Linked DNA regions of Homo sapiens: region 2 is linked to region 1. Evidence: read pairs that join two places in POLR2A ChIA-PET (ENCODE). Cell type or tissue: Caco-2. All regions are shown on one strand. Links, peaks and the distances in the headings refer to the core of each region. The heading gives the core; the rest is flanking DNA. Region 1 holds the start of WBP2NL (WBP2 N-terminal like). Region 2 overlaps TCF20 (transcription factor 20).

Region 1 (2,909 bases), core at 176-2,675:
GGCTGAGTCTGCTCCAGTAGAGAGCTCAGGGGCCAGCAGCAGGCACCGCAAGGAGCAAAGCAACTGGTGTAAGCCCCACAGCTTCCTGCGACCAACAGTGCTTTGTTGTGCCCAGGCATCTGTTCAGTCCCATCTTTTATTTTAAGACAGGATCTGGCTCTGTTACCCAGGCTGGAGTGCAGTGGTACAATCTGAGCTCACTGCAGCCCAAACTCCTGGGTTCAAGCAATCCTCTTACCATCGCCTCCCAAGCAGCTGGGATTATGGGTGCACACCACCATGGCCCACTAATTTTCTACTTTTTGTAGAGATGGGGTCTCACTATGTTGCCCAGTCTTGTCTCAAACTCCTGGGCCACCTCAGCTTCCCAAACTGTTGGGATAAGAGGCATGAGCCACTGCACCTGGCCTCAATTTTTTCAATTTTGTTTTTAAAAGCAGACATCTCCCTGGTTGGAGCAAGGAGGAAACATGGCTTTAGAAAGTTTCCAGGTCCAAGGAGAAGCCCCACAACAGTTTGAGATCTTTCCAGAATGATCCACACTCGACCTCCTCATCCCTCTTACCAAAGAGCGACACCTTGTTCGTGGAAGTAGGAGGAGATACACACCCAGTACCTGTCCTCATCCAACAAAGTCGCAGGCACCCAAGGGCAGCCACGCTGCCACCGAAGGCCCCCGGCTGCTCACAACCGCCGGTCAGCTCCGGCCTCTCTTCGAAGGACACACGCGTCTCGCACCCCCTCCCCGCCCCGCCCTGAGGAGACATGCGTCTGGGCCCCGCGCCTTGAAAAGGCGCATTCCCACCCCCACCCCTCAAACGCGCGAGGCCACGCGTTCCGGCCTCCGCCACCTCCACATGCCGGAACACCAGTGAGGGGCGCGCGCTCCCAAAGGTCGGGGGCGGAGCTAAGAGCGCCGCGCCCAAAAAAGGCGGCAAAGTCCCTGACTCGCTGAGAGTTTGCGAGCCGCCATGTCTATCTCATTCGTCTCCTCTCCTCCGACAGCACGCCGTGCTTCCCCTCAGGCACCTTTCACCGTTAGGGATGAGGGCTCCGCGGCGGTTCTCGGTGTGGCTCTGATTCACCGCCATCTTGCTTCGGGCCTCCTGCCGCCCCGTAGATGGAAAGGGGCGGGACCTGCGCCGAGCTGTGGGGCGCGGTTCTGAAGGGGAGGGCGGAGATTATGACGTAAGGAGGAGGAGGAGGAGGAGCGAGACCGGGTCACGTGGTGGGGCAGTGCCCGGGGAGCGGGGCGGAGTCAGGGTAGAGGCCCCCGCCGAGAAAGGGGAGAAAGAGGCGGGCCCTGAGAATTGGCTCGAGCGCGAAGGGGTGAGTGATAGGTGAGTGGCCTCCCGACCTCACCTGCCCCCTTAGCCCCCTGCCTTTAGGTATGGACTTGGGTTGGTCCTGTCAGGAATGATCTCAGCTCACTGCACCTCCAACCTCCCATGCTCAAGCCATCTTCCCACCTCAACCTCCCATCCATTACTCACTTTGGTTATGAAACACTAGAAAATAATGACTGAGGCCCGACCTGACGCCAACTGAAGATGAACTGACCTCACAAAGTGTTTTCATCTCTAATATCTGTGGCTATTTCTTACCAAGAGAGTCTCACCCTCCACACATGGGTGAGATGACATAATGGCTGATTTGGTCAAGGAGCACAAATAAGACAGGCCAGGCAGTTACTGTTCAAACAGCAATGTTTAGTTGTACAACACATAAAGTCTAGCAACAATTACAGGACCAGTTTGAGTGTCTGTTTGCTTGTTTTCAATTGGGAAATTTAACTGTAATGTCACCGTAAGATTGGCTGGGACTGGTAACATTTAAGAAACGGGTTGTTCTTGCATCCCCTAGGCGTGGGCCTCTTGCTCCATCAGGACTTGGTTGTAGATGAATGGCCCACAAGTCACCAGCCTTTGAGCAAGTTGTGTCCAGGTGGAGACAGGAAGAGGGTGGGCAAAGGGGAATTCTATAAAGACACAGTGTGTGGGGCAGTGGCAGTCAACATTCGCAAACATTCATGCATCTGATGGGGGGCTTTGCCCTCCCTTGGGTATTTTCCATTAGCCTACAGTGACCACCTGTGGTCAGGCTAATTCATTACTCACATTAATGGGGAAGGGGGTTGGGGGTAGGAGTAGGTAGGGTAGGTGGGAAGAGATCCCTCTTATTGCTGAGTGGACAGAAGGGTGCTAGTTTTTCCTTAGCGTGTACATATTGTGGGTTTCTGGGGGTTTGTGTGTGTGTTTAGTTTTTGTTTGTTTGTTTGGACAGAAGAAAGTCAACTCCAGCAATGTCTTCTTAGGAAAACCACTCTTCCTCAGTGGCTGCGTTATGAGGTGGGGAGGATGTACAACCGCACTCTGGGACAGCCACAAGTGGTGATTTTTTAAAAAGTGATCCTAGCCCTTGCTCCCCAACATCTGTAGTGACCCACCCTCATGAATATCTTTAAGTAATGAAGGAGACACCCTTGTCCCACTTTGGGGCTCACACAGCTGATCTCAATGAATCTAGTAAGCAGAAAAATTGCTTTCTTGACCCTTTAAGGAAGCCAAGAGTAGCTCATGCAGATGAATGGGTAGGGAGCAATGCCATTGCCCTTAGAGATGGTTACAAGTAGCTGGGATGGGCTTACAAGGGCAGAAGGAGCTCTTGATGAGTTCTTTCACCCTGCAGATGGGCTAGGACCGGCTGACGCAGATGATGCAGTAGGGCTGTACTGGCAGAACCCCACTCCACTGGGAGGAGAGGAGTGGTTTGGATAAATGGAGGATGCAACTGGCCTAAAGAGGCAGCTGGCCCCTCCCACCTACTGAGGGCTGAGAGGGGCTGTGGTGGTGAGCTGGACGAGCACAGCACTAAAAAGGGCTTGGCCCTGCAGCAATAACAGCTGAGAG
Region 2 (2,909 bases), core at 300-2,799, 180 kb before region 1:
GCACACTGCTTGCCAGGTTGTGGAGTTGAGGTAGGAAGCAAATGGACATTGTTCAGATCTAAGCTCCACGTCTTCTCTTTCCTCTTGTAAACCGGGATGGTGATGAGGCCTGCTGTGTGGTTGCTTTTCATGAGATGGTCTTTGTAGATTATCTAGCATATGTCTGACACATGGTCATCTTGGGTCACATTTACTTAGCACTTTTGACCCAGCCACTGTTTTAAGCCTGAATTAATTCATTTAACCCTTATGACATTTCTATGAGGTGAGTGCTATTATTAGTCCCACGTCTGTAGGTTGAGGAACAGAGGTTAGGAGTTTGGCCAAGAAGGCAGAGCTAGAAAGTGGAGCCACTTACCAGGCAGTTATTTAGGTTCCAGAGCATGCATACTTAACCCTTCTACAGCAGCACCCAAGTTTCCTGTAACAAGGCTAGAGGTGGCCTGGTCCTGGGTTTGGGTGATTTAGTGCTTGACAGTGTCATGGTAGGCCCAGGTCTCTCCATCTTGCCACTCTTCTGTCCTCAGCAGGCTGGCTTTGTCTTCAGGGCTGTCCCCTCATGGTGATACTGTGGCTGCCACAGATCCCACTGTCTAATCCTCACAGAGGCTGCGCAAGAAAAATTACCTGTTCCTCCCTCTTGTCTCTTTTTGAGAGGGTGAAACTTTCATGCTTGTAATCTTAGCACTTTTGGAGGCTGAGATGGGAGAATTGCTTGAGCCCAGGAGTTCAAGGACAGCCTGGGCAACATAGTGAGACCCTGTCTCTACAAAAACATTTTTTGAAAAAGCTGGATGTGGTAGCACACACCCTGTAGTCTCAGCTACTCGGGAGGCTGAGGTCAGGAGAATCACCTGAGCCTGGGAGGTAGAGACTGCAGTGAGCCATGATTGTGCCACTGCACTCCATCCTGGGTGACAGAGCAAGACATCGTCTCAAAATATATTAAAAAAAAAAAAAAAAAGGTTGGGGGGAGTGCAAAATGTTTTCAGAAGCCCTTTTTCCTGCAGACTTTCCTACCAGAAATGCTTGACCATACCCATTCCTAAATGGCCACCACTCACTGTGATTCATCCCCCAGGGTAGGGAGGGCCATATCTTCGGGCCTCTTGAGTAAGAAAGTGGCAGCAGGAGGCCAGATGCGATGAGGTCAGGAGTTTGAGACCAGCTTGGCCAATATGCAAAACCCCATCTCTACTAAAAATACAAAAATTAGCCTGGCGTGGTGGCATACGCCTGTAATCCCAGCTACTCAGGAGGCTGAGGCAGGAGAATGGCTTGAAACTGGGAGGCAGAGGTTGCAGTGAGCCAAGATTGCGCTACTGCACTCCAGCCTGGGCGACAAAGCAAGACTCCATCTCAAAAAAAGAAAGTGGCAGCAGACATGGCTGCAGGTTGGCCACCGATGGACTACCCACACTCCCTTCTCTGAAGTTGATAGTCCTTTTGATTCTGAGATGCTCTGTGGCACTGACAAAGGTCGACAGAGTCTAGGGCTACTAGAAATGCTGTGAACTTGTCCTTGGTTTACTCCAGACCAAATGATCTTTTCTCTCTTAACAAGGGTGCGAGGGCACATGATAAACATTTACTGATTATGGGCACCCAGAAGGACCTTGATCTTCTGAGAGCAGGGCAAAGCTTTTGAAGGACTAATCTCTTCCAGCCCTTGTTCCTACCTCTTTTGTCTCTGGAGGATGCCAGAGATGATCATCCAGAATCTCAGCTCTGACCTGGAACAAGTTATTTTCCCTTTGGTGTCTCAAGAGTTTCACGTGAAGCATTAGGAGTGCCTGCCAGGTGGAATAGTGCAGAGGGCTGGATGAGATCATTCAGTCTGAGCGTGGCGAGCGCTTGGGCTTTGCTGTTGCTGGCGTTAGTGTAGTTTTCCATCAGTATCTGTGTCGGGGGCCTGAGCCAGCTCAGTGTAATTGCTTAGGGAACACTTTTATTTTTCATAGAAGCAGGAACAAGTTTCTGTCTCTTCCAGCTAGTCTTGCTGGTTGTGTGCCTCTGCTATCTGAAGAGCCAGCATCCTTAGTAGGGTCACATGTGGTTGAGTTTTATGAATGTGTTTGTTGCTGATAGGACACATTTCTTACCTGACAGGATGAGCACTCACAGCAGCCACATCACAGGGCTGACAGAGATGTGCCCCACTTTAAGAAAACCTGACCATATAAGGAGGAGTGTCTCAATTACAAAATAATGTCTCACTTAGCCAGAAATTCATGGCAGGTTTTCTGGTGCATTTAAAATAAGATTCATGTATAAAAATACCATTTGCACACAGGAGCCCATATTTTCTGAAAAGGGAAATGTATTGGGCATTTGGGGTAAGTAGATCAAAAATAAAAATAAAATCTTCTTACAAATACAAGAACTAGAAACCAAATTCCACTTCTAATTCTAAAAGGTTTATATATAACTCTACTACCTTACCCTCTCTTACCCCAGATTTTCACAGCAGAAGTAAACAGGGAAGATCTGCAGGCCGCTCACGATAGCAGCAAGGAAATGCCTGGCATAGTGTGTGGGTGGGTGGATGGCGGGGGTACCAGAGGCAGGGCTGGGGACCCCACTCTGGCATGTCCTTTATGACATGGATTGCTCATCTCACCCTGCTGTATTGTTGATTTGAGAACATTTGTGAGGCTTGGTCTAAAACATTATTGCTGGATCCCTTCCCATGGTGTGGTCAGTGAATGGCATTTAGAAATTGACCAGCTCATCCTGCCACCACGGACTCCTCTAACCACAGAGACACGTGCTGAGGTCTAACAGATGGGGACCAGGGAAGGCCTGGAGGAGAGGGCCAAATCTGGGATACTGACATGCCTGACTTTTCCCTTCCTTTCAGAAATGTTCCCACTGCCAGGAGGCAGGCGCCACCTTGGGCTGCTACAACA

The links. ChIA-PET counts read pairs that join two places held together with the same protein. Peaks named below come from ENCODE experiments on the same cell type or tissue, not always from the same donor. Only the 100,000 strongest peaks of a DNase experiment are listed, where the experiment ranks them.
Region 2: POLR2A ChIA-PET joins it to region 1 with 15 read pairs; 4 of 35 experiments call an interaction of 5 or more read pairs at or near these places.

Annotation. Positions count from the first base shown.
Region 1 is chr22:41,997,001-41,999,909 of GRCh38, reverse strand. It overlaps SEPTIN3 (septin 3), which reads right to left. Exons shown (of 12, transcript NM_001363845.2): 12 at 1,689-2,909. It overlaps WBP2NL (WBP2 N-terminal like), which reads right to left and starts at 1,122. Exons shown (of 6, transcript NM_152613.3): 1 at 1,030-1,122. The coding sequence starts at 1,091. RefSeq lists enhancers at 541-1,055, 1,056-1,572 and a silencer at 1,170-1,229. In Caco-2, for the core only: no CTCF peak of the experiment used is centred there; a DNase peak (open chromatin) is centred at 1,199; H3K4me3 peaks cover 1,521 bases.
Region 2 is chr22:42,179,654-42,182,562 of GRCh38, reverse strand. It overlaps TCF20 (transcription factor 20), which reads left to right. Exons shown (of 6, transcript NM_001378418.1): 3 at 2,861-2,909. Among named protein-coding and RNA genes, the nearest start is that of CYP2D6, 50 kb to the right of the region's middle. In Caco-2, for the core only: no CTCF peak of the experiment used is centred there; no DNase peak of the experiment used is centred there.